2 separate regions of the Homo sapiens genome follow, and region 1 is linked to region 2. The links are chromatin loops, found by intact Hi-C in ENCODE. Cell type or tissue: CD14-positive monocyte. All regions are shown on one strand. Links, peaks and the distances in the headings refer to the core of each region. The heading gives the core; the rest is flanking DNA. Region 1 overlaps JAZF1 (JAZF zinc finger 1). Region 2 overlaps JAZF1-AS1 (JAZF1 antisense RNA 1).

Region 1 (11,853 bases), core at 3,793-11,792, 88 kb after region 2:
AAAACGATGTTTTGTGGCTGACAATGCTGCGAGGGCATCTGAGAATCTTAGAGTTTGCAGCAGAAGGAACCTTTGAGGACATCTCACCCAACAGCCTCCCTTCACAAAACAAGCCTCGCCTACCGTGTGCCAGGCCCTTCTGTAAGTGCTGGGGGTGCAGCCACAAGCAAAGCCCTTGCCCTCATGGAGCCTACATTCTAGATGGGGGACACAGGTAGACAACAAAGAAACAAAAGTATGTCATATTAGGTAGTGGTAAGGGCTGGAAAGAAAGGTAGAACAGGGTGAGGGGAGAGAGTGACAGCGGAGTTCTGCCTGGGTTATGCTATATTTGGGGTGTTTATGCAAATTCACGTTTCTCAACTCTTTTTTCACTATGTACCCCCATATCCTGGAGCCTTTTTTGACATTTTTTTCCTATTCCCATCCCTCCTCATGAGATTTTAATACCACAGATAAACTGTGCATCTGTTGATGTCCTATATGTAATCTGTGCTTTACACTTAGAGTGAGATTCCGTACCCCACCCAGAACCGATTTTCACCACCTGGAGGGCAGTATCACCCCATCATTCTGTTAAGTTCTGCTTTTTTGCTATTATAAGCAAATCAAACTCATGAAGTAGCCATTTTTAAACTATCACAATCTAACCTAAAACAACTTTTTAATTCAAAGCACTTTATTTCGTAATTATGGTTTCGCTTATAAGGGGTATCAGGGCTTGGGTGAATATTTTAAAAAATTGTTCAGGCACCAGGAGTGAAGTATGAGAATCTAGACTCCCCGTTTTTATGCAGTCTACAGTATAATAGGCTATGTGTACACCAGGAAGAATGAACTTTACTAGGTAAAACTGATTCTTCCTGCAGTTGGTAAGGAGGCTGAAGACTGCGACTGAAGCCCCATCTCCCAGTGCTGCAGCCTCCTCCTGGGCCTCCCTGCCTCTACTTTCTCCACCACCCTAGAGCTCGTCCTCCACAGCGGCAAGAGTGATCCTTCAAAATGTCAATCATGTCAAGCCACTGTGCTGACAAGGCTCTCCATTCCAACAAAAGAAAACCCAGACACCTTCCCAGGGCTTACGGTCTCAACACCTCCTGCCCACGCCCCCTCGAAGGTCCCACCTCCCGCCTTCCTCTCTGCTCCTGTGCTGCACCCACTCACGGTCCTCCTCTCCTGAGTTGGCCAGTGTTGTTCATGTCTCAAGATCTTTGCTCTTGTTTCTTCTGCTTGGGTTTCTCTTTAGATTTTAAAAAATTTGTTATATTAAAAATGAATTTAATTTTTAGAATAATTTTAGACTTACTGAAAAGTTGCAAAAGTAGTACAGGGAGTTCCCATCAACCCCACTCCCAGTTACTTCCCTGGGTTTTCCTATGAATATCCCCTCAGCATCTAAGTCTCATCTATTCGGAGGCTTTCTCTCTCCATGTCAGCTGAGTTAGGAGCCCACCTTCCTGCCTATTTTGCTATTGCATTACCCCGTTATGTCTTTTCATAAAACTTTCCTCTATCGAAATTGTCTTTATGTATTTGTTTGTTCAGCGTCTCTCTCCCCTCATCAGCTTGTGAGCTCCTTAAGGGCAGGGACTCAAAGCCAAGTGCACTGCAGTTCCCAGGGCCCAGGACAGTGGCTGGCACATAGGATGTTCTGACCTACTGACTGGCTTTCAGTCAGGGAAGGCTGGTCCAAGGCCTAAAGCCATGAGTGGAGAGCCAAAATGAGCAGCTCATTTTCTTGACATTCATTCAAATGCTCGACATCATTAAGCCCAGTCTATGTCCATATCAGATTGAATTCTCAATGGCAATCAAAGATAGGACTGCTTCTACAGAGGACCAGTCAGAAGTTATTTGGGTAAACTGATGGTGAGAGGACTTAGGCAAAAAAACTGGCTTTCCCAGAGTCACCCTATGAGACCCGCATCTTAGCCCCATGTATTGTTGCTCCTTTATATCTGAGAATTCTCTCCATCTCAGAGCTGTGCATTGCGTTGATGTGGGTGCTACCTTTATTCGGTTGTGGAAATAGGATCTAATTTGGGGCTTATGGGAATTGGAATTGCATTGGCTACTAGTAACAGACACCTGACACAGCAGCTTAAGTCAAGAATTCTGGAATTCACCTGTTGCTGTCTTCAGTGGTCCAGGATGTTTGTGCCAGCTGGAGTCTCTGCCGTTCTCTTCCCCTTTCGTTAGCACTCCTGATTTCTAGGCTTCCAGAAGGAAGGGCAGGAAGGCCAAAAGGGCTTACTGGAAAGCCCCACCAATAACTACTGCCTCCATTACGTTGGCTACCCCTCCTTGCCTTTTTATCTCCTGTCAGTCCCCTATGGACCATGGGTTTTGGGTGAGGCCCAGGCAGCATTAGGAAGTATCTCTCTCTCTCTCTCTCTCCCTCTCTCTCTCTCTCTCTGTGTGTGTGTGTGTGTGTTTGTGTGTGTGTGTGTGTGCGCGCGTGTTTTCAATGTGGTCTCCTTTCTCCCTAGGCCCAGAGTGCCTGCCCTCAACCAAGTTTTGAGAGGTCGAGAAGTATAATTCCCCCTGCAGGGCACATTGTGCAGGGTTCTGTTATGCAGAGATAAAGAGAGAATAGACATTGGGCAATCCCTGCTGCAGGAACCAACATGAGTGTTTATTCCTATCAGTTCTGCTACTTGAGAAACTTAGGAGGAGACCATGGGGAATTTAAGCTTACATCGGGGATTAAAAAAAAATAAAGGGGACTCTTCCATTCCTTAATTTTTTGTTCATTTTGAACAGTACTAAACTCAAACCGTGTCACACCAAAATGTGATTTTGTGTATGTAGGTGCATGAGTTAGCATTACATGCTAAGCTTCATTAACAGGGACCCTGAAATCAATTGTTTAAAAGAAGATAAAAGCTGTCTCTGTCACGAATGGAAGTAGACTGTGGTTCAGGGTGGATAGTATGTCTCCTCCACGAAGCTGTCTAAGGATGGGTTCCTTCTGTCTTGTGTCATCTTCCCATCGGGCAGGGGTTGGCAAATTGCTGCCCTTGGGACAGATTTGGCCTGTCTCCTGTTTTTGTACAGCCCGCATACTAAGAATAGCTTTTACATTTTTAAATGGTTGGAAAAAATGTGAAAATTATTTGCAACTCAGATTTCACGTCCATAAATAAAGTTTTATTGGAACACAGTCATACTCCTTATTTTTATACCGTCTGTGACTGCTTTTGTGCTGCAATGGCAGAGTTGAATAATTGTGATAGAGCTGATAGGGCCCACAAAGCCAAAAATATTCACTGTCTGGCTCTTTACAAAGGAACTTTGCCACCTTCTACTCTAGGCTGTGGTCCTGACTCAGTGCTTGAGGCCAGCCTCCTCTCACTTTGTCTGCTTATCAGCCTGTGGGAAGAGGGACTTAGTGGGCACACCTAGCTGTGGGGGTGCTGAGGAGATCAGTCTGCAGCTGGGCAGCCATTTGCCCAGCAGACACTCTGGAGGTTCTGCTATTAAAAGGAAGGAGAGAGGAGATTGAGTTACATTGAGCAGACCACCACAGGGGCTGTGTGCATGCACATGTATGTATGCTTTCAGAATCCACTGTGGTTGGTTGAAGGATATCGAAGGTCATCTTAATGGATATTGAAGACTGTCTTTATTTATACGTAGTATGGAGTCCGGTATAAACAAATATGGGAAATGTAGCATATGATGGAAGAGAAGGTATTTATCTGCCCTTTGATTCATGCATTCATTCAATGACTGTCTCATAAGAATGATTTCCCCCCTTGCTTGGTAGTGTTCTAGTTCTAGGATCTGAATTTAAATTTCTTGGTGACGTACTCTTGCTTATAGAGCAGTGGTCTCCAAGAGTGGTCTCTGGACAAGCAGCAGCAGTATTTTCTGGATTATTGTATTAGATGTGCAGATTCTCAACACTGTGTCCTCTTGCCCCACACCTACGAAATCAGAAACTATGGGGCTGAGACCCAGCAATTTGTGTTTCAACAAATTCCCAGGTAATTTCAATACACTCTTGGGAACCTCTGCTGTAGAAGATGTAGCGTTAATTCATAACTATAATGAGCGAATGGTCTTCTCTCTTCACTGAATGAACATTTTGTGCTTTCTGGGGAATCAACAAACATTTTCTCCACTTACCTAAACTTCTTATCAATAGTCTCTTGTACTCAGAAAATGTACACAAGTCAAAATAGACAAATCATATTTTGGCTCCACATTTATTCTAGCAGACAGTGGCAGACTCTGCCAAAGCCACGAAGTGACTCCCCATGCAATTGGCCAGGTGACCACCACCACCACACAGAGCAATCTCAGTCCTTGACTGGTTCCTCTGTGTGAAAAGGGGCCTCTACAGCCTTGACCCAGTGACTTTCAGATTCTGAGGAAAACAGACGCTTGATGCCTGTCCAAAGTAAACAGAGCCAAGAGAACCTTTCACAAGCCTGGTTAAGGATCGATGGTTCCACCCAAATGATTTAGATGATTTGGTGTTTAAGTATGTTGTTGCATAACTCTTGGCAGCCAGAGATACCAGTGTGCTGGAGTGAGTGGCAATTTGGATTGAATGAATAAGGTATCTATCAAGGGTGTATGTATATGTACATACCAGCTACTGTGATTTGGACATTACCTACATTAGCTTATGTAACCTCATAGACACCTTATCAGGTAGGTACCCTTATACCCTTAAGATAATTTTCCAGATCAAAAAGCAGAGGCATTGTGAGGTTAATTTGCACAAGATCATCTTCCCAGGAAGAAGCAGGGTTAGAATTTGGACCCAGGTATTTGGTTCCTATACTTCCCATGTGCGCGTGCACACACACACAGACACACACATACATTCTGTGCTGTCACAGCCTAGATGTGGTTGTTTCTCTTGGTCTCTTCTGCATGGGTCATTTCTTGTATGATAATTCTGAATTTAGGTGGAGGTTGTAGTTGCTGAATGGGCATGGGTGGCCAGGCCCTCCATACTGTGTTCAGTACCTTTGATGATTAACTCTGAAAGGGAAGAAAGGATTACTTAGTGCAGGCCAGAGAGCTGTAAAAGGTTCCTAAATTACTCATTTCCCCTCTGAATTTCTCCTCTTGCCTCGAAAACTAAAACACACTTTATAGGGGAAGAATGAAGACCGTATAACTCTGTGGCAGCACAGTTTGGTAATTAATGGACTTGTGCCTCTATCAGAAGAGTGATGTATTATTCCAGAGCCCTGTAGAATGAGTTAAACTGAGAGTGAATTATTTGGTTTGACTGATGTGTACAGTAACTGAAGATAGTTTATTAGTGGGCCAGGTTTTAATCTTCTCTCAAAATGAGTTCTCCTCATATTCTGCACAACTGCCCAGTCTCTTTCATGCCCTGAAATTGAGTAAAAGGAGAAGGTGCTAAAATGGTTGAAACAAGAAGTGAAACCTTCTGTTTCATCATATGTTCCAGAAAATATACAGTGTGTTTTTACTGCAGCCTCCTTTCCATCCCCCCTCCCAATCATTTTCATTAGTGACTGATGTGATTGCAGAGTGGTTTGGTGGGGAAAAGTACTTGCAACCAAATTTAGTAAACCGCAAGCCAATTTTATTTTTAGTTTTAGTGAGCAAGGGCAGATAGCAATTGCAAATATCTTACTGTATCTACTTCTAAGCTTTTACTTTTCTTTTTTTTTAATGTTTTGCCTTTTTCTCTCCCTAGTATGTTTTGTCTATTTTGAATATAATTGTTTTTAGGAGAAAAGGCCATTTTTTCCTTCTATCATTGAGAGCCCCCTTTTTTTTTCAATATTGTAGGCATCATCTTAGTAGGAAATAGAATATATTTATAATCAATGATGTTACAGAAATTTTGAAACTGAGAAATTAAGTACCATAATTAATAAAAGGTAGGAATAGGGAATCATAAATAATTATTTAGTATTAATTGTCAGCAGCAGCCTAAGGTTGCTCAGTGATAGATTAATAAGATCAAGCAGAAAAATAAAGGATCCCATTGGCCAGAGAATGTGAGTGGAATTCCTTTTTCACCTGTATGGCACAATGGTTGGCATTCAAGAGACATTCAGTAAATGTGGTTTGGTTAGTTAGTTGGTTGATTGTTGAATAAATGTTTGAGTCCTGCACTCACTCCAGAACATCAGACTATTGGATATGAGGTTAAGTTTGACCAGAGGATCTTGAAGAGGCTGTATAATGATCATATCTTAAGTACTAGAAGAGTCATTAGTGGTCTCAAACCCATCTGCTCTACCCATTGGAGACTTCTGTAGGGACCCTGACAGTGGCCCTCTGCCATGCTTGAACATTGTGATCACTAAGGGCTTATTTCACATCAGCTTATTTCAGGTCTATTCTGTTGCTGGACAGCTTAGATTATGGGATCAACTTGTGGGATTGTAGCAAAAGCTCATCTGCGCTTTGCAGATTCTTTCTTAAATAGTCATATAAGCCAGTTACCCTCATGGGTTGGGATGGGAGGGGGTCAGTCAAGGAGGACAGCAGTCCCCAAAACTTCGGGGAGGCTTTGTTAGGGGCCATCTTCATGTGTACCTCTTCATCCCATTATGAAAGTACCCAGGGACTGAGAATTCTTGGCATTTCCCAGTGTTCTCCCTGGATTTTTCATAGTGAAGTTTTGATAGGGACTTCTCTTAGAGTCTCATGATAATTGTTCCAGGGGGAGGGGGTAGAGGGGCAGGTAGGTGGAGGGCAGGAGAGGATACATGTTTTGCAAACAGTTCTGAGCTGCAGACATCCCAAAGCACCCCTAATAGAGGTATGGATTTCTGGGTATGGTGAGTGGTAACCCCACCGTGGTCATTGCCAGACCACATCAATTCTGATTGTCATATTCAATGAAATAAGTCTCTGTAGAAAGGCTATCAAGAAATGAAGGCTCTGGAAGCCATGAATGAGGAAGAGAAGAGGGACTGGTAATGCTTAGCTTGGTGAAGAGAACATAGTTCCAGATATGAGGAGGGCTGTCAAGAAAGAGGGAATAGGTTTGTTCAGTATGGCTGCAGAGAGTGAGACAGTTAGAATGGAGATGGCTATGGGATAGGTTTGCCTCAGGTAGAATTTCCTGGTATCGTCATCTAGAACTGAACAATCCTTTTTTTGTTTGGTTTTGTTTTGGTCTTTGCCTTTTTATTATAGTTGGGAAAAACCTGCAATCTGGTTATTAATGAAAATTTCCCCAATAGAAGTTACTCACTTTTTTGAATAATCATATTCTAAATATAGACTTTAGGAAAATAAATTTATAAAATACATTGTTGCTAATTTTTTTTTTTAGTGGAAGTGTGATGCTTTTTATCATTCGCAAAGAGCCTGATGCTTACATTTCATTAGTTTTATTTCAGCAAACATTTTCTGAGAGCCCACTTCCTGGCTGACAGTGTTAAGAACTGTATGCTCCAAGATGAGCAAACCAAGTAGTGTACCCTTGGAGAGTACTAGTGGCCCCACACTGCTCATAGGGCCATAGTGGAGGTGCTGATTCGAGGGAGAAATTATAATGAACTGGACATTGGTCTCTGGAAGTTGGAAATTACCTAGACTGCTCAACAAACCTTTTACATGATTTATAAATTTTAAAAATTCTCCCTAGAAACTAAGAAACTATATAATACGGCTTTGTGAAAATGCAACACCAATTTACACTGTTTTCAAAAACATGTAATCATAATAGTTATGAAAAAGTTGTAAAATTCAAATGTATTTCTGTGTATCTGTATTGGGTTATCTCTGTATCTTTCTTGTACTTTTTCCACTGCCATTTTTTGCAGTGTCCCCTTTTCAAACCTCCTACCTTCTTCCTTTTCCTGTCCTGTGTCAATAGACCTAGCTGAATTTCGCCTCTGCATAACTCATTCTTCAATCACTACTTTCTTATCTGTAATTCTTCATTAACTCGCTGTATTTACTTACTATTCTTGTATTTCCTGAGTCGAATTTTTAATTTTTATCTTTTTCTTTTACAAAGGAATAGTAAGTCAGGATTCATTTGTTATTACTTATATGGCCTTTGATTTTTCTTTTCCCTTTTCTGAGTCAATGGGAGATAGAAAAAACTAATCCAATGCCTGGCATAGATGAAGCATTGAGTATTAGAAGAAATGCAGTAGAGTTTGGGAGAGGAAAAGGTGTGCTCAGTAGCACAGTGGGGTAACTGGGAGATGGAGTGGGTCAGAGGGCCAGCTTACTTATACCCTGGCCAGGGAATTAGATTCAGGGTTTCATGAGTAGTAAGTCAAGCCTTTTGATTTATTCCAAATACAGGACTTTTAGGTATTCAGATGAATACTTGTGAAGTTGTTGAAGAGATGTAGCCAAATATGGGAAAATCGTATAGAGCAAAGTTTTAGCAACCCTGTCATGAAACCATGAAAGCTGATTCATTTCCTTTAAAAACCATCTATATCATTAGCTGACCTGTAGTAGTAGTTGTTGTTGTTTTATATAAGAGAACTTCTGATTCATCAACAGACCTAGCTAAATTTCCTCTGCATAGTGACATAATTAAGTCAAATCGAAACTCTCACATCATCATGTGAGGACGAAACTACGTAAAGACATGAAGCTGCTGGTTTGATTTGGGAAATCTAAAAATAAAATGCTAATGAGATAGATATACTAAAGTAGAAAGAAAAATAATTATTAAGTATATGTCAACATGAGCCACAATTCTTTTTTGTTTTTTCACTAGTAGAGTGAATTGTGGCAATTTATGACAATTGGATAATGCAGGTTTTTTAAAAACATTAGTTTTGACTCAAACTTTTAAAAATTAAAAGATTTTATCCTCTGTGTTTTTTTTTTGAGATGGAATTTCACTCTTTTTGTCCAGGCTGGAGTGCAATGGCATGATCTCGGCTCACTGCAACCTCCGCCTCCCGGGTTCAAGCCTCAGCCTCCCAAGTAGCTGGGATTACAGGCATGCGCCATCATGCCCGGCTAACTTTGTATTTTTTTAGTAGAGACAGGGTTTCACCATGTTGGTCAGGCTGGTCTCAAACTCCTGACCTCAAGTGATCCATCTGCCTTGGCCTCCCAAAGTGCTGGGATTACAGACATGAGCCACCGTGCCTGGCCTCATCCTTTGTTTTTGAAAGTATTGTAGAAAATATAGAAAATAAAGGAAAACATGAAAATAAATTATAGTACATTTATAAGACATAGAAAAGCATTTTTAAAATTCCCCCTCCAAGCCAGGTATGGTGGCTTATGCCTGTAATCCCAGCACTTTGGGAGGCCAAGGCGGGCAGATCACTTGTGGTCAGGAGTTTAAGACCAGCCTGGGCAACATGGTGAAACCTTGTCTGTACTAAAAATACAAAAAATTAGCCGAGTGTGGTGGCATGTGCCTGTAATCCCAGCTACTTGGGAGGCTGGGGCAGGAGAATCACTTGAACCCGGGAGGTGGAGGTTGCAGTGAGCTGAGATCGCACCACTGCACTCCAGCCTGGGCAACAGAGTGAAACTCCGTCTCAAAAAAAAAATATATATATATATATATCGAAAATCCCCCCTCCCAAGAGCTACTGCTGTTAACATTTGGATGCCTTTCCTTTCAGTCTTTATTTACATTATTAATTATTATGTATAATTTGTATTGTGCTTTTCCATTTGCCTTATAACTTAAAACTTTTTCACTTCTAGTTACAAATTCTTCATGCATGAAATTTTTAATGGCGTTACCTATCGAATGAGCACATTTTTATCTAAAATACTTGATGACTATACTTCACATGCTGCCTGCAGACACTTAAATGACTGGTGGAGTTTTGGACCTCAAGAGCCAGTCTCCTTCAGTTGTCAGGCCATCAGCATGGGCCTGGAGGCGAAGTGGCCTGTAGCATGAGAAGCAGGTGGACACACAGGCTTCCCTTCAGACCCCACCTGAGTGCTTCCTAATGTCTCCCCCGTGTGAGGCTTGGGCAAGTTGTGTGGCCTCTTAGGAGAGGAAAGCCCCTTCCTGTGCCCTGTAGTCATCATGCCCAAATGTGCAGACCAGGGCTGGCCCCATGACAGTGTTCCCACCGGTCCTCATGCAATGAGAAAAAAACATAGACACGCTGTCATGACTGTTTCTTCAAGTTAGATACGGCGGCATTTGTGGCCTTTATTCGAAGGTGATGCCTTTTGATGAATGTGTGCACTAAACTGTTGTTTCTTTTACAAAATGAAGATAATGATAGTCAATATCTTTGTTTTCTGGACTCTTCCATGGGCATTACTTTTCTTTCATGGCCTGCTTTGTGAAATCCAAAAGTCTGGAAGCAATTCTTTTGCAGGCCATCTGTGCCAAATTATTGGCAATTCCCTGAGTCCTCCCAGCACATCTTTGCTCACCCTGTTTCTACTTCCTTGAATGCCCACCTTTGACAAGATGACAGATTCTGTCAAAATTCCCTGAAGCAGTACCCTGCCCCCCGAAGCTTTCTGGACCTGCCTCCCCACCGGGCAAGATGATCCTGTCCTCCTTATAGTAACACTCATTTCAGTTACTCAGTCCTCTGACTGCCTCCCCTAGAAAGTTCCTGAAGGAAATGGAATCCTCTTCAGAAAACCTATCTTCAAAGAAGCCAGGTAATGTTTGTCAGGGTGCTCCTGGCAAGGGAATAGAGGAAGGTAAAACCTTCTTGCAGATTACGTGGGCGCTGTGTTTGCTCTAGTGGTCACTGCTGAGGCTCCTGCCAGAAGGGACTTTCCAATCAGCATTGTGAGACTTTGTTTTATTTCATCAGGGTGTTTATTTCCTCAGGGGAAGAAAACGTAGGGAAGACAATGGGAAGAAAATGAGGTGACTGCTAAGTGAATTAATCAGTAATTATTTAGCCCATTGCTATATCCCATGTTTCAGCAGATACATTCGTTTTAGACAGCTCTCACATTTAAAGATAAGTGACCTTTCCCCCCACTGATTCAAATTGAAGATCAATGTGTGCTTGTGTGGGAATCTAGTTGAACCTGTGGGTTCAGGCTTTCCCATTGCCTCTTTATTTCTGTGCTTTTACCAACTGGATGCACCTCCCTATTTCTGACACTGAGAAGTTCACCGGTGAGGGAGGCATGCCAAGGAGGACTTGCGATAGCCCAAAAAGACAGGGTCTCATAGAGCAGAGAGACTGGGGGTGGGGTGGGGAACTTTGAGTTTGACCCAGGCCTTTCTGCTTGCCTGCCTTTGCCTGCCTGTTTACATTTTGATCTTCAGAGGGAAAAAAATAGGTGAACTGTTGCCCTTTCTTTCTCCATGGACGTCTTTCTTGACACTGGCGACATACTTCTTTGGCACTTTTTCCAGTCTGATAGGCATTAAGAAAAAAAGAGGCTTTTCATGCATTTGTTGACAGAGCAAGAAAGGGGATATAGTTGTCTGGTTCAATTGCTAAGATATGAGAAATTGGGCTGCTTGAGGAGAGGAGGCTGTTTACAGGCTCTGCAGCCCAGCCTATGTGTGAATGCTCCCTGGTAGCACAGGAAAGGTGGCCCACCATCCTGATTCCTTCACCAAAAATGATGGGGACAGCACGTAATGCCAGGAGACAAAGAGTTATTTTTGCTCTACTTGACTTTGGATTGGGGGAAAGATTTGAGTACCATCTCTTCGTTAATATGAGAGCAGTAAAATAGATAAGTAAAGCCAACGTAAGTAGAAACCTCGCCTATCCTTAAGGACTCCTCAGCTGCCCATTTCTGACTGCGTAAACCGCAAGGAGGTTTTCCTCCTCCAGACCCTGAGTTGCATGTGTCATTCACTCAGCAGTGAATCAGTGAATCCTGCCTCGTTCCTTTGTTGCTGTCTGATTGTTTCAAGTGCAGTGAGTTTGTCTTCACAGCTAGTTCATGAGCTTATTGAGT
Region 2 (16,220 bases), core at 3,577-11,576:
TGCCAAAATATAACAATGGTTTTTTTTCTGCTACAAATCACATATTTTAAAAGTATTTTTCTTTAAATTTTGAATTTGTTTCACAATAAGCATGTCTTACTTTTATAACCAGGAAAAAAGTAATAAAGGTTTTGTTTCCTTTATTTTTTTCCTGGAATGATGGTCATTCATGAATCCCAAAAGGGACTTTGAGGATTTAGTAGTGAAGCCAAGTAGACTAAGGATAAATCATCCTTCTTTATTGGTTGCCTGGGGCTGGGGTGGGACTGGAAAGTGATTAAAATGGCACTGGGTTTCTATTTGGGGTGTTAGAAATGTTCTAAATTTGGATTGTGATCATGGTTATAGAACTCTGTAAATTTGCTAAGAATTATTGAATTACATATTCAAAATGGGCGAATTTTGTGGTATGTGAATTACCTCTCAACAGTTTTTTTTTTTATTTCCTTTACATGACAATTTAAAGGAATAGACTTTAGTTTCAAGAACTGGAACTACAAATAACTCTTTGTCCTAATGAAAACACAAACAACAATAACAATAAAAACAAAAAATAACTATACAGACTCTCAATGAAAAGGTAGACTAAGAGTCTTTGTTGGGGGTTTGGGAGGGGGAAGCCACAACCCTGAATTTAACAGGAACACGTTCCTTTCACTGAGAAAATTATGATTTGCAATCACATTCAGCCTAACAGTCCCAGGTAGTCCCAGATAGTGTGTAAGAGTCAGGCTTCTGGACAGAGGTTTAGTAATGGGATGGATTCGTGTTTTTGGAAGCCAGTAAAACTTGAGGACGAGTTAGGAGACATGTGAAGCAAAAGCACAACCGCACCCAGCTTGCTAACAACGGCAAGATGCAGACACCGTCCACTGCCCCCACATCTATGGGCTAACTAGTTAGCTGCTAGTTGAAACTTACAGAATATTAATGAATGAATTGAGTAGTTCCTTGTAGGGACTTGGAATGTAACCGAACACTGTATGGTTGGTTCAGAGGTTAGCTTACTTGAACCAAAACAATTTGCAAATTATGTAAACTAATTCAGAGTACAGTAAAAGCCCTGTGTCCCCATCCAAAACTCCTAAATCAGCCCCTCTGTCTGGAAGTCATCTGTTTGTCAAACCTCTGGGCTGACATCTAACTCTTGCAATTTGAAAGTTGCCATAACAACCACGGGGAAAGTTTTGCTCAACAGAATATAATCCAAAAGCAATTAAAAAAAAAAAAAAAACCTTTTGAGCAGCTTCTAGAAGCCAAAGGGAATGTGAATGATGCACGCCCAACAAGTAAAATTTCTCACAGGTATAAAATCTGGGGATCACAAGGCAAGAAACAGAAAACTAGAAGGTATTGTCAAATTAACAAAGCTGGAAACGTGGCTGGCTCAGCCACCTCTCTTTATCCTGGGCACCTTACACATAAGGTGTCCAAGAAATGTTTGTTGATTTGATCTGATTGAGAGCAGTTCAAATCCTTATTTCATTTCCCAAAGAAGAATGAGCCTATCTCATTTGAGCTGGGACCCAAATGCACTAAATGGATGTGAATTTCAGAAATCCCTGTACTTGAAATGATTGGGCTTTTATCATTGTGCTCCCTCAACCACCCTTGAGTTAGTATTCGATTTGACATCAGTTCAAAAAAAACTGCTTTTGCAAAAATTAAATTCAATTAAGACAAAATAGAAAATAAAACATTTTAAAACAACTTCTTTTTGAAGTGTATCTTAGGGGAAATTCTTTCTCTGTGGGCAATGCGAATTTTCTTATTTTTCTGTGCATCATTTATTCTGTCTTGTCTGATGAGGGCCCTTAATTTTTTTTTTTTCATCTCCTATTTTTAGCTTTGTGTTTCAGGGAACCTCTCCACGTTTCAAGGGAAGGTTGTGACTAGGTCTGGCCAATCAGAAATTTTACACTGCCCTTGCCACAATGATTGGTTCAGAGTTATACACATGACCCAATCAGAACTAGTAGAGTCAATGCTGGCCGATTGGCTGAAGGAACTGAAAGAGTTCACATAATCTCATCAGGTTTATCCCTTGGATTGTGAGGGACTGTGGCATGCTGCAAATAACACTGCACCAACAGATAAAAGGACTTGAGTTTTAAACTTGGCCTTGCTTCCTGTAAGCTGTGTGGCCTTGGACAAGTCACTTGACCTCCTGGGATCTCATTCTCCTCATCTGCAAAATTCCTTGGAAGTTTCTGGGAGGATTTTATAAAGGATGCATATGTGAAGCCACTTTATATGTTATAATGCTTTACTGAAACGTCAGGCCTTGCCTTTTGTCTTCACAGCAGCCCAAACTGAAATTAGCAGGTAGGGCTGTTTGGGTTCAGTGCCCTAAAAACCAAAAACCCTGCCCAAGAAGAAGAGAATCTGAAGCCACAGAATGTCACAGCCAAAAGGGAGCTTGGAGGATATCTGGTCCAACCCCCTTCATTTCTCAGATGAGGAAACTTGCTCTATCTACACTTGAAAGGGAGGAAATGACATAAGGACAACTATTGCAACCATTCATGCGGGTTCCCCACGTTAACTTAAAGCAATCAGTTAACAAACTATGGCCTTTTAAGACAAAGACCATGCATGTGTTTCCCTAATGTGCTTATCTTTTTCTGTGGTAAACAGCGTCACCTGCAGATAAGTGACAGCTACAGAAAAAATAAATAAATAAATAAATAAATAAATAAATGGATTTACCGGACAGTTCAATTCCTCCGCACAGCTCAGCCATCTGAGTTCAAAGATGGAAGGAAAAGAGATTTGCAGTTGAAAAAATTGCTGAGCCATGTGTCTGAAATGCGTTAAATAATTGCAATAGGGATTTTATTTGTGTTTTTTCGTTTTCCCTGTTGGTGAGAGCCACTCCTGCCAACAAATTATTTGCCAAATGGTGACTTCATTTATGATGCCGGTAACGTGATGTTTAACAGCTGACATGTGACCAGTACTTCAAAAAAACTGTGTCCCTTAGCTTACATGGCAACTGAAGTGTTGCAAAAATTCAGAGATCCACATGTAAAATTCAAGAATTTAATATGAGTAAGAGTTATTGAAAGTCACATCTGGTCAATTTTTCCTCATTTATTTATGTATTATTTTATTATTATTACTTTTTTAGAGACAAAGTCTTGCTCTGTTGCCCAGGCTGGAGTGCAGTGGTATGATCATAGCTCACTGTATACCTCAAATTCCTAGGCTCAAGAGATCCTCCTGCCTCAGCCTGCTGAGTAACTAGGACTACGGGTCTGCACCACTGTGCCCAGCTAAATTATTTTTAAAGATTATACTAATAAAAACCTCTAGTACTCATTACGTACAAAAAGCAGTTTATGTATATTAAATAATTTAATCCTTCCCTTTCTGGAAAACTGGGACTAACTCTATGAGGTAGGGGCTGTTTTTATCATCCACAGGTTTGAAGTGAGGCCCAGAAAAGTTGAGTAACTTTCCCAAATTCTCATAGCAGGAAGATAGTAGAGCTGGGATTTGAACCTAGGAACTTGGCTCTATGGTCAGAATGCTTAACCACTCTATTATATTGATCTTTTTGTGATAATCTTGCACATAGAATACCTTGTATTTTCTTTAAAAAATAACTTGTATATGAAATTAAAATGAATTAAAATAACTGTTCAAATTTATCTTTCTAGAACACTTTTTTAATGACAGCATCAAGAAAAAGCAGAGTAAGAATGCAAAATTTGGAGCCAGGTCACTTGAGTTGAGGCAACTGACTAGTAGCTGTTATGACCCTGGGATAAGTGCCTGAAACTCCTTATGCCTCAGTTTCTTTGTCTGTAAAATAGGGATAAGAGTGGTACCTAAATCCTAGAGTGTTTGCTGGAGAGTTAGTGAGATAGAAAGGGAAATAGTTTATGTAAAGTGCATAGCCCAGTGTCTGGCACATAAAATATGCTCAATAAATATCACCCAGTATCAGTATCCCTATTATCAATACCATTATTACCTTGAGTATTAGACACCACTTCAGTTCTGCTTTTGCTCCTCCCAGCTTTACCTGTCTCCCCTCCCCACCTCTCAACCCCTGCAGTCCACTTCCGCATAGGCTCCAATCTGCTTCTCACATCTGCCACCCAGCTGTGCTCCTGTCATCTCCTGCCCTGGGACATCTCTGTTGACCTCAATGCATGAGACTCCAGGGGAAATTTCTTCATACCCAAGCATATGCAACCCAGAGTGCTAGGCAACGAGCCCTCTAAGAGTCAAAACTTGAAGTCTTTCTTTTTCCCTGTCAAAGAACGTATGAGTTGGCTAGAGTTGCTATAACAAAGCACGATAGACTGGTGACTTAAACAACAGAAATTTATTTTATCGTACTTCTGGAGGCTGGGAGTCCAAGATCAAGGTGTCAGCAGGTTGGTTTCTTCTGAGGTCTCTCTTCTTGGCTTGCAGATGACCGCCTTCCTGCTATGGCCTCACCTGGCCTTTCCTCTGTGAACATGCATCCTTGATGTCTCTGTGTGTGTACAAATTTTCTGTTCCTAAAAGGACACTAGTCAGATTAAAACAGGGCCCATTCTATCAGGCTCACTTATCTTAATCACTTCTTTACAGGCCCTATCTCCAAATGCTGTCACATTCTCAGATACTGAGGGTTAGGAATTCACCATATGAATCCTGGAGAAACACAATTCAACCCATGACAGAGGGTCCCAGGCTACAATTCATTAGGCTCCTCACAAGGTCCTGATGGGCAGAACAACCAGTTGACTGTAGTGGCTGACTTACCCGTCTTTCCTGGTTTACAACCCTACTCCTCTTTGGGATCATACTCACCAATAAAGACTTCATACATAGGCTTGCTCTCAAGCCCTTCTTTCTGAAGAATTGGGACTAAGGCATCTAATGGAAATTCTGGATGATGTCCTACTGCAGGGTCAACCAGACCTGTCAAATGTGGCCCCAGCCGTCCTTTCTGCTCTCACTGCCCCATCTGCACAGGGCTTGGCCTGTGCTCACCACACCAGACTCTGCATGTTCCCTTGCCCTCCTGGGACACAGAGTCCTCACCTGTAAATGACAGGGCTGGGTCCCTTCCTCCCTTCCAATTGTATAAGAAAGACATGCTCCACCTTCCTATGAGTGACCTTGTTCACTCTCCTGGAGATGAGTTATGATCTCCATAGAATTCTAAATAAGAAAATATTCCAGGCAAATTGAAAAAGAAAAAAAAAAGATGTCCTAGATTTACACAAAAAGGAGGCAGACAAACCACACAGTAGTTCAAAAGCTCTCTAAATTAGTGCTCCAGCACTATATGGGAAAGTTAACAGATATGGAGCTGGCCAATCCCAGATTTTAATTAAAACCCATCTTTTAGGCCAGGTGTCGAGGCTCACACCTGTAATCCCAGCACTTTGGGAGGCCAAGGCAGGCAGATCACCTGAGGTCAAGAGTTGGAGATCAGCCTGGCCAATATGGTGAAACTCCATCTCTACTAAAAATACAAAAATCAGCTGGGCATTGTGGTGCATGCCTGTAATCCCAGCTACTCAGGAGGCTGAGGCATGAGAATTGCTTGAACCTAGGAGGCATAGGTTGCAGTGAGCCAAGTTCACTCCACTGCACTCCAGCCTGGGTGACAGAGGGAGGCTCGGTCTCAAAAAAAAAAAAAAAAAATTAATTTTAAATTTTTTTTAAAAAATCTTTTATTAGTCAAAATATGACTAGTATGGCCACCCAGCCAAAAGAGAGAACTAGCTTAATACAAATGTGCTCTCACACACATACACACAAACATGTACTTCTTAGCATTTTGTTATTTTATTCTATGTGGAAGCAGCAGTATGTGGATGCAAATGGATTTTTCAAGTATTTCTCTTGGCATTATGGCCATATTTAATGTAACATCCAGTAAAGCAGAAATTTTAATTAAGTTTATGGCCTGACTATCTGTATTTGTTTGGAATTTCTGTCTCTTCAAAGCAAAATGTGAACCTGGCTTTAGACCTGGAAATATCTCAGGCTGCAACCAAAAACATTATCAACAAACGGCAAATGTGTGGTCTGAAATATAAAATAAGTTTAGAAGAAGTTGAAGCCTATTATCCAAATATCACAAAATACCTGGATATTAATTATGTAGTCACTAACTTATTTGGATATGCTTCAGGGAAGATGAAAAGAAAATTTTATATATTTTCAAGGGGAGAAAAAAACTATCTCAGCATCAATAAACTACCAAAGAGCCATTTAAATGCATTTTATTTATGTCTCTGGGTTTTGATGTGGTTTTCCTTTTAATCTTAATTTCTTTGCATTTTATAAATGAATAAAGCCTATGTACAATTCATATTTAAATGTTTTAGTTAATCTGGAGGTTTATTTTCTTTAAGAGAGTACAAAGTCACTAATGAGTACCAAATAAGAATAGTGAATGTGACCAATATAAATTAGTAAGAAGCATTTGTGTGAACTTGGAAGCAATAACAAAACACTTAAAATAATCTCTACTGTGTAATATAGGCATAACTTGGACCTGCCATCTCTTGTCTGCCTTTGGGGGGATGAATTGAGCTGCCCATAATTCAACTTTGTATTCTCTGTGAAGTATTTGTTACGCGAATTAAAGGTGCAAATAGATGTCCAATTTGAAACGGAAAATCTGGATGGAAACCCTGAAACAGCATTGCTAAACTCCCTACTTAAATTCATATGAAGGCAAAAATTCACAATGCTAAAAACAAGTACAGTCAACTCACTGCCAGAATCTGGTAGGCCTTCTCAATTCTTGTCTCCAGAAAAAGAAACTGTCTACCCAGGTAGAAATGCCTTTATCTTTTCACCACCACTGTCTTGCTGCATGAATTCAAGTTGAAAGACCAGTACAAGTCCTAGACCAGGCAGAAAAATAGAAACTCTGTCCTCTTATAGTACTGCTGCTTTTTGAGGTAGTCAGGGCCCTGTCTCTCCCACTAAACTCTCCCGTTTCCAAACTAATTATCTTCTCCCAAACTTGTCCATTATATATACTCATAAATTTACTCATGCCACTGATTGCCATGCCAGGCACTGTTCTAGAAGCTAGGAATACAGCAATAAACAACAACAACAGCAACAACAATATAGACTGCTCTGGTGAAGCTTATCCTCAGGCAGGGCACAAAGCAGTAGATTTTCCGTTCAGAGACTCATGCTCTGAGAAAATAGCTCTGCACAAGGTAAGAGTGAGATGGGAATAGAATATTGCACATGGGGAGATGTGGTATCCACAAGAAAAGTGCTGTAGTGGGAACAGGAAAATCCCATTTTCGTGTGTTCCACCCATGCTGAGTGATAAAGCCCAGGAACTGAGACTTACTTAATACAGTCCGGCAAAGCAGAACTGGATAAAAGCCTGCTAGACAACAGGGAGATAAACCTGTTCTATGTCAGGTAGGATAAACCACAGCAGAGTGAGAGGGACAGGGAATGCAGGGGTAAGGGGTGGGAGTGAGGACAGGGTAGTTGGGGAAGGCCTTCTTGAGGAGGTGACGTGTGAGCAGAGCCCTGAAGTAGGTAAGGAAGTGAGCCACGTGGACATGTGGAGAAGAGCTGCCCAAGCCTGTGCAAGGGCGTCAGCCTTCACCCGGTTGCCTCTGCTCCTGTAGGAACTCTTGGTTTGTTTAGTCAAGGCCAGTTGTTTCTGCCAACAGCATCTCCACAACACATCTTCCTGCTTCTGTACTCCAAAACCTTCTTTAATACAAACGTCCCCAATCCCTGGGCAATAGACTTCACGGCTCACCTTCACGGTAGAAGGGCTGCAAGAGAAAGGGGGAAAACAAACTGGATCACACAGAAAGTAAGTATAGTTGAGGGGTTTACAAAACAAGTATCCACAATATATATATTCTAGAAAAATTATTAAACTAAAAATTAAAATAAGAAGAACAAAAGGTTCTATAAAAGGATGCAAATCAGGTTTTGCTCAGTCTTGACATCTATAATAGTAAGTTTCAGAAGACAATAAAGACTTTAGGGAAAGGGTCATGACACCAGAATGCATGCATATGTATGTGTGTGTGTGTGTATGCACACACACACATATACGAAGACAATAGTAAGTCATTCTCAAGTTTGTGACATCTCAGAAAGTGAATCATCACAGTACCTTGAGGAAATTTCTAGAAAATATATGCAGACGACCAAGACATAGATGACAAGTAAGACCTCCAGAAGAGGAAGTTGTAGCTAACAGGCCAGAGGAATCCTCGTGTACTCAGGCTGGGACCTAGAATCAAGAGCTCCAGCCGAATGCCCACGTCGGGGGCCACGCATGGCCCTGCACTGCTTCCTTCACCACCGCCTCTCCTGCAGCTCTCTCTCCGCTTTCCAGTGCCAGGAAATGGGCTTGTTGCACCATATCCTTCAACTCTCAGTTCAGAGGAAATCTTCTGCATGTTTAGTGGCCACTTAAAGCTGTAATTAATAGTGTTCTCTTCCAGTGCTTGCTAACATTGGCTATGTGGGTCACACTGTTAAGAAACTGAACCAGGAGAATTACTTTCAAAAGGTATTTTCCCTGCACAAAAGTAGAATGACATAGTGCAACATAATCGTCCTTTTTTTTCTGCCATGGAACATAAGTGATGGCTTTCTGCACCTTTAAAAGTCATACTGAGAGTCCTGAGTCATTGAGGTTTAATTGGGAAAGACTACTAAACCACCAATAACAGATATGATCTGCAACTGAGCCTCTTGAAACTCTTTCTTACAAGATCTGTGCATATTAACAAAACTTTAATCCAGCATAAACACAACTATGTGTTTAAAAAAAAGGAATTATAAGAAAATGCACCCAGATGTTAAAGGAAGGAAGGGATAGTTTCTCTGGGAGGTAGACTTTTTATTTATTTATTTATTTATTTATTTATTTATTTATTTATTTATTTATTTATTTATTTGAGACAGAGTCTCTCTCTATTGGCCAGGCTGGAGTGCAGTGGCACGATCTTGACTCACTGCAACCTCTGCCTCCCCGGCTCAAGCAATTCTCCTGCCTCAGCCTCCCGAGTAGCTGGGATTATAGGGGTGTGCCACCATGCCTAGCTAATTTTTTTATTTTTAGTAGAGGTGGGGTTTCACCATGTTGGCCAGGCTGGTCTTGAACTCCTGACCTCAGGTAATCCACCCACCTCGGCCTCCCAAATTGTTGGGATTATAGGTGTGAGCCACCGTGCCCAGCCTCTGGGAGGTAGACTTCTAAGTGATATTTTTCCTGCTTTATATAGTTAGCAGATATTTTAAAAACAGATTTTTAAGAAACCAGCCTATGCAATTGCACATATACCATGAAATTGCAACTGTTTAAAAATCAATACAGATGCTTCTCAATTTACGATGGGGCTACGTCCCAATAAACTCATTCTTAAGTTGAAAATATCATAAGGTGAAGATGCATTTAATACACCTAACCTCCAGAACATCATAGTTTAAACTTGTCTCCCTTAAACATGTCCAGAATATTTACGTTAGCCTACAGTTGGGCAAAATCATCTAACACAAAGCCTATTTTATAATAAAGTGTAGAATATCTCATGTAATATATTAAATACTGTACTGAGAATTGTTGGGTGGATACTTGGAGTATGGTTTCTACTAAATGCATTTCATTTTTGTACCAATGTACAAAAAGTGAAAAATTGTAGGTCAAACCTTCATAAAGTGGCAACTGTTTGTATGTCAGAAGAAGAAAATAAATCACAATGTATATGTAAGTGAAACTATTGATAATCTTTTTTTTCCTTCTCTTCATTTTTATTTTCTAAATTTTCAATAGGAGCATACATTACATCTGTAATTGAAAGAAATTTTTCTTAAAGTAAGATGGTGAGTGATTTGAGCATGCTTCAAGAGAGCAAACAGGCTGCTATTTGGATGCCAATCAAGTGATTGCTAATTACAAACAATTCTCATTTTCATCAAGTCAATCAGGCAGTTTTTACTTATACTTCAAGTAGAAGCCAATGTTTTTAGTTGCAAAGAACTGAATTGCTTCTGTGATAGAGTTCAAACTGCATATGCCCGTTCTTTGAAGACATTAGTAAAGCTCTATAAATCTTTAATCCAAATTTAAAAGGATTTTCTATAGGGGAGAAGGATAACAGACCATCAGTGGTAACCTCAAGGTGGATTGAGTAGTCAGATCTGTGTCGCTCCAGGCAAACTCCGCCAGGTCCACAGCAGGAGTGCGGACCCTTTGTGTAGCTCACCTCATACAACCCAGTCCAATTTTGGATGCCAGCTCATTCCTTAATTCCCTTCAGACCTCAGGATCTAAAGTTAGAAAGCCCATAAAGATAGGACACTTGTCTGCCATGCTAACTTCAGTATCCTAGAATATGGGAGGTGCTCTTCAATTTGTGGAACTGAAAAATCTGTTCAAGTGCCCAACTTTACTGAAGGATTGGAAATAACAAAAAAGAATAAAAGATCAAAGAATAACAAAGACCTTCACACTGGATGTGACTGCCAGCAGAATCATAAGAGGAGCCCTTCCAGAGGAAAGTGGCCTACTAGCACTTTCTCCTTCATCCCTGGCCTGCGCCCACCACTTTGCAGTGGCCAGCGCCTTCCCCAGCAAGAGCCCCTAGACCAGTTGTCTTCTCCCAGAGCCCAGGCCCCAACCAATGTTTGAAGGAAAACTTCACTGCTCACAAACTTCTGCCTTCCAGGATGGCCAACCACCCAGGAAGCCCTGACATTCAGGAAGGCCCCACCTCCTATTGCGAAAAGGACAAGGCATCCGAATTCAAGCTGACAGTAGCATCTTTTTCACATTTTGAAACATCTGGTATAAAAAAACACCAAGAGGGAACTGCGCACAGAACTGAAGGTGCTGGGCTCTGGAACTACCAGGCCCACCTCTGTGTTCCGTTCACATTAGCAAAGAGAAACTAGACTCCTTCATCCTTTGTTCATGCCCACCTCAGCTCTAGCCCTCCTGGCGTAATGATTTGGTTCTTTGGGAACCAAAAGAATATCCAGATTCGTAGCAGCCCAAATCTATATTAAGAACAAGAAGCATTTCCTTAAAGAAACACATTGCCAAGATTTCACTTCACAATGAAAACGGCCTTTACTTTACTTTGCCAATCAATTTAGTTGTTCATTGTCTTAAATCCTTCCACTTTGGAAAGGAGTTTTGCTTTCCATTTACATTACCAAATACCACATTAAAGAGACTCTCAAACACTGTGTTCTCAAAGTGGAAATCAAGGCACTCTCTCTCCAGCCCTGTTTCTCCAAGTTTGCCCACAGCTGCCCTGCCTCGGAATGACCTATGGAACTTTTTAAAAATGCAGATTCCCAAAGATCTTCTGAATCAGAATTTCATAGGAATGGGCCCCAGAATGTGCATTTAAAAACAAATTTCCTGAGGAAAAAGCTACCTGGCTTACATGTTTCCTGTTCATTGTGATAAATAAATGAACATTTAAAGGTGGGGAGGAGTTTCTTGAGTAATTCTAATGCAAACTAAAGACCCCACTGTTTTGCTCTAGAAAAACAAACTGAAGTTTAAAAAAAAGTCTGCTTTTGCCGGCCCGGTGGCTCACATCTATAATCCCAGCACTGTGGGAGGCCAAGGCGGGTGGATCACTTGAGCTCATGAGTTTGAGACCAGCCTGGTCAACATGGTGAAACCCCATCTCTACAAAAAATACAAAAATTAGCCGGGGTGGTGGTGCATTCCTGTAGTCCCAGACACTCGGGAGGCTGAAGCATGAGAATCGGTTGAGCCTGGGAAACGGAGGTTGCAGTGAGCCAAAAGGGCACCACTGCACTCCAGCCTGGGTGACAGAGGGAGATCCTGTCTCAAAAACAAAAACAAAAACAAAAACAAAACAAAGTCTGCTTTTCCCACTCTCCCTTCCATGATTTTCCATCGGTATTCCAAATTATTGGGGTTCAGACTCAGCTGAAAATCCTGTTGTACCTCATTTTACGGATAGGAAAATGCATTCAGGAAGTGCGCATATGCAGAATTTGCAAGCACTTTTGTGGTCTGACTTCATGATGGCATAAGCTCATGTGGTCCATGTACTTTACATACATTATCATATTTAATCCCATAAATAGAAAAAATCTTATAGATGTCATTGTTCCCACTTTGTAGTTGGAGAAACTGAGGCTCAGGAATAATTTGAACCCAGGTATGTTCTTTCATCCAGAGTTTGGGCTTTCCCTACTACACCCAGATGCCTGTCATCCACCCACCAATGTTTAACTAGTTTTCTCTTATTTTTGTTCTAGAGTTATTTTATATCTGGACTTTTCTCCTGCCCAGATATATTCTATATGCTAATTAATACCTTAAATTACATATGTAGAGCTATCCCTTTGATTTAAAGATTTGTTTTCTGCTAAATTCACCCTTTTGACTTTCGCTAAAATTCACGTTTTATTATTCTTTGGACATTAATACTTGATCAGTTCCTGAAAACCTTTTAACAAGGAAAGGATGGCACAAGTATGAGATGCTGGATGCAGAGGGTGGGAAGGAGATATCTCGTCACTCCAGGGAGAGGCAACAATGATCAGCGACCGTTACCTTCACAGTTTTACCCATGACCAGCTTGCCCTGGGAGCCTATATGGATCTTTTAGGATCCATGGTCACTGACAACAGTCCTGTTATGCCCTTAGCTGAGTTTTTCAGAGGATCTTTATGTATAAAATGGCAAGGGAAAATATTAATTGCCTGGAGAGGGACTAAGAATACAATTAACATCCATTAAAGTAAGTATGTTTGTTATTCACACTACATCTTCGTTTTATGCCATAAAAATGAGATGCATTTGGGTTGTGAGTCAATCTGGCAAATCAATTTTATGAGCTTTTCCTTATAAGTTAGGCCAGTAGCAGGCCCTTCATTGTTCAAAAAGGAAATGACACAAAGAGTTGGTTTAACAGCTGAGAAGGCAATGGAAGACCAGAAGAGCAAGTAGAGGTCTGGGCATTTGCCTCTTTCTTTCCTTATTTCCATTGGAGTATGGTTTTTAATTGCAAGCTCTATGAGGCTAGGGATGGTGTCTGTCTGGTTCACTGCATTATCTCTGGTGCCTAGCACTACAACGAGACCAGAGAAGGTGATTAGTCAACATTTGTGACAAATGTTGAATTAAAGCCTTTCAGAAATCCCATGTTGGCTTTGTTACACTGATTTTGTGTTTTCTAATTTCTTGCGTGCGATAGAATTCAATGCAGTACGAATGTCTTAAGTTACTAAATACCCGAGCACATATGCAAGATTTCAAACATTATTTTTTTGTCGTTAAAGATATGACTAGGAAAAAAAGTAATCAAATAGAAATATGATAGTTTAGAACAGTGTTGAAGGATCAAATCAATCCAAATTCAAAAATATCACAATGTTTGTTACTATTTTTCTCTTTCCTTTTGTTCTGGAATAATATTGCTTTGCTCCAGAAACAATGAATCATTTGTCATCTGCGTTATGCTCTCTTCCAAATAAAATAGCTATGTAGAATGGACTTATAGACAAAAGCCTTCTTGAGTCTGAAGACATGAGGATAATATATTTAAGACTGGTGATTAATAGCAGTTATAGAAATGCCTTAAGTTTTAAAGTCTAAAGAACTCAATTTTTAGAGTGCTGCAAGTTTGTTTTGTTTATATGAATTATAAATATGGAAAAACATTATTTCTTTGGGTAGAGATATTAAAGTAAAGTAGCTTTGTTTTGTTTTCTAAGTATGTACTATTCAGGGCTATTGGATACGGAGTCATAAGCAATCTATTTACTTATTGTGGTTCATGCTAGTCTTACAGGAATCGTTGATACTTCGGCATTGGAATGAGAGAATTATAGAATAATAAAGTTAAAGGCCAGGCATGGTGGCTCATGCCTGTAATCCCAGCACTTTGGGAGGCTGAGGTGGGCAGATTGAGCCCAGAAGTTAGAGACCACCTTGGGCAACATTGTGAGATCCCTATCTCTACAAAAAATACAAGAAATTAGCCAGGCATGGTGGCGTGCACCTGTAGTCCCAGCTACTCATAAGGGCGAGGTGGGAGGATCACTTGAGCCTGGCAGGTGGAGGCTGCAGTGAGCTGTGTTCGCCCCACTGCACTCCAGCCTGAGTGAGAGAATGAGAACTTGTCTGAAAAAAAGGAAAGAAAGGAAGAAAGAGAGAGAGAGAAAGGAAAAGAAAGAAAAGAGGAAGGAAGGAAGGAAGGAAGGAAGGAAGGAAAGAAGGGAGGGAGGGAGGGAAGGAGAGAAGGAGGGAAGGAATGGAGGAAGGAAGAAAGGAAGGAAGGAAGGAAGGAAGGAAGGAAGGAAGGAAGGCAGGCAGGCAGGCAGGCTAGAAAAGACTTCGAAAGATCATAAGGTGTGGGCTTTGTTGATACACATATTCTAGGCTAGGCAATCTGTTCGAAAGTCTTAGAAATAGGCATGCCCTCTGACCCAGTAATTCTACTTCAAGGAATTTATCAGAGGTATAAAGATATATATACAAATATGTACATCATGGCCCTATTTGTAATAGCATGAAATTGAAAACAGACCTAGGTGTGCAACAGTGGAAGATTAGAAAATACTCTATGGTATATCTAATACTTTGCAACCACTAAAGTAGCATTTGTTTACATGGAAAATGTTCACCATTTATTGTTAAGTAAACATAAAAAGCTGAGAAGGAGACAAAGTATAGTTGGTATGATGCCATTTTAGTAAGTTTAAAACTGTGTGTTTTTATATGTGTGCATGCACATGTCCATGAAAACTGCCAAAACATTAATACTGCTTGGATTAGACATCTCTGGGGCCTTACAGCCCCTCAGCCGTCCATTTTACTTCAGTCATTGCTGTGGAAAGCAGCTACACAGGTGTAAACTGACAGCCTATTGCCTCGGCTGGGAGGAGGTCCTCTCAGCCCTGTGGGTTGTCTGCAGAAACCATCTCAGCCTTCTGATGTCTGTGCAAATTTAGAAGAACAAGGGAGTTCATGCCCTGTGGGGTGACCCTTGACTAAAAGAAGATGGGAGCCAGTGGATCAATATTTCAAGTGATATGCCAATAAACTTTAACAACCAGCTGTCTAACAAAAATAGCCCTGATATGTGGCTTTCACCAATTTCCACGGTGTAAACACTCCCACTGTGGTCAATTTCAAGCTACCAACCTGATGTCACTGAGCACAAAGTTGGCACGACATATGCACAACAGGCCATGCCAAGCTGGGCAAGCAGGTTCCAACACACCATTGAATATATTCACCTCTTCCATCTCTCTCTTATCTCTCTCTCTCCCTCTCTTTCTCTCTTTCTCTCTCTCTCTCTCTTTTTAGAGACAGGATCTCACTCTGTCACCCAGGCTGGAGTGCATGGCATGATCACAGCTCACTGCAGCCTCGACCTTCCATCTCTTCAATGGACAATCTGAAGCTCATTCTACAGTGAGACTAAGCCTTAGTTACCCAGAGTGGTGAACGATTTGATAATACACTTTTGAATGGCCTTTCCCTCCTTCCCTGCTTCCCTTTCTCTAGCCCTCCACTCCCATTCCCTGGGATCACTTCCCAAAAGACAATCTGCACATGAACCCTTGTCCCAGGGTCTTTCTGGGGAAACCGAAGTAAGACAGAGGTTATTTTGGGATATGACAACTCTGGATAATTTAGATTTTTTTTTATGTGTGCTTTTAAAATATTGTCCATTTCTGGTCTGGGCTCAGTGACTCATGCCTGTAATCCCAGCACTTTGGGAGGCCGAGGCGGGCGGATCATGAGGTCAGGAGATCAAGACCATCCTGGCTAACACAGTGAAACCCCGTCTCTACTAAAAATATATTAAAAAAAAGAAAAAATTAGCCGGGCGTGGTTGTGAGCACCTATAATCCCAGCTACTCAGGAGGCTGAGGCAGGAGAAGGGCGTGAACCCGGGAGGCAGAGCTTGCAGTGAGCAGAGATTGCGCCACTGCACTCCAGCCTGGGTGAGACAGCCAGACTCCGTCTCCAAAAAAAAAAAAAAATTGTCCATTTCTTCTATCAGGCATGCCACTTATATAGTACTGATATAAAGGAAAAATGCATGTTATTTATAATTGTGGCAGAATTTTATATATCATAACAGGTATCCTGGTAAGTTGGAAAATATTACACAATTTAGAAAGATTTAGCCATCCCTAGAGTACACGTTTGTTGTTCTCCACACATGCTGTTCCTGTTTTCCTAATATTGCAGA

The links. Peaks named below come from ENCODE experiments on the same cell type or tissue, not always from the same donor. Only the 100,000 strongest peaks of a DNase experiment are listed, where the experiment ranks them.
Region 1: a loop joins it to region 2, with 2.2 times the contacts of the local background. A loop is called at or near these places in 2 of 110 quality-filtered maps.

What each region holds. Positions count from the first base shown.
Region 1 is chr7:28,148,750-28,160,602 of GRCh38, reverse strand. The region is part of intron 1 of JAZF1 (JAZF zinc finger 1); the gene reads left to right. Among named protein-coding and RNA genes, the nearest start is that of JAZF1-AS1, 26 kb to the left of the region's middle. In CD14-positive monocyte, for the core only: no CTCF peak of the experiment used is centred there; DNase peaks (open chromatin) are centred at 5,032, 5,442, 8,502, 9,992 and 1 weaker place; H3K4me3 peaks cover 4,024 bases; H3K27ac peaks cover 4,186 bases.
Region 2 is chr7:28,232,012-28,248,231 of GRCh38, reverse strand. It overlaps JAZF1-AS1 (JAZF1 antisense RNA 1), which reads right to left. Exons shown (of 4, transcript NR_034097.1): 4 at 6,855-7,775. Among named protein-coding and RNA genes, the nearest start is that of JAZF1, 59 kb to the right of the region's middle. In CD14-positive monocyte, for the core only: no CTCF peak of the experiment used is centred there; DNase peaks (open chromatin) are centred at 7,531, 8,151, 8,641 and 10,741; H3K4me3 peaks cover 3,752 bases; H3K27ac peaks cover 4,217 bases.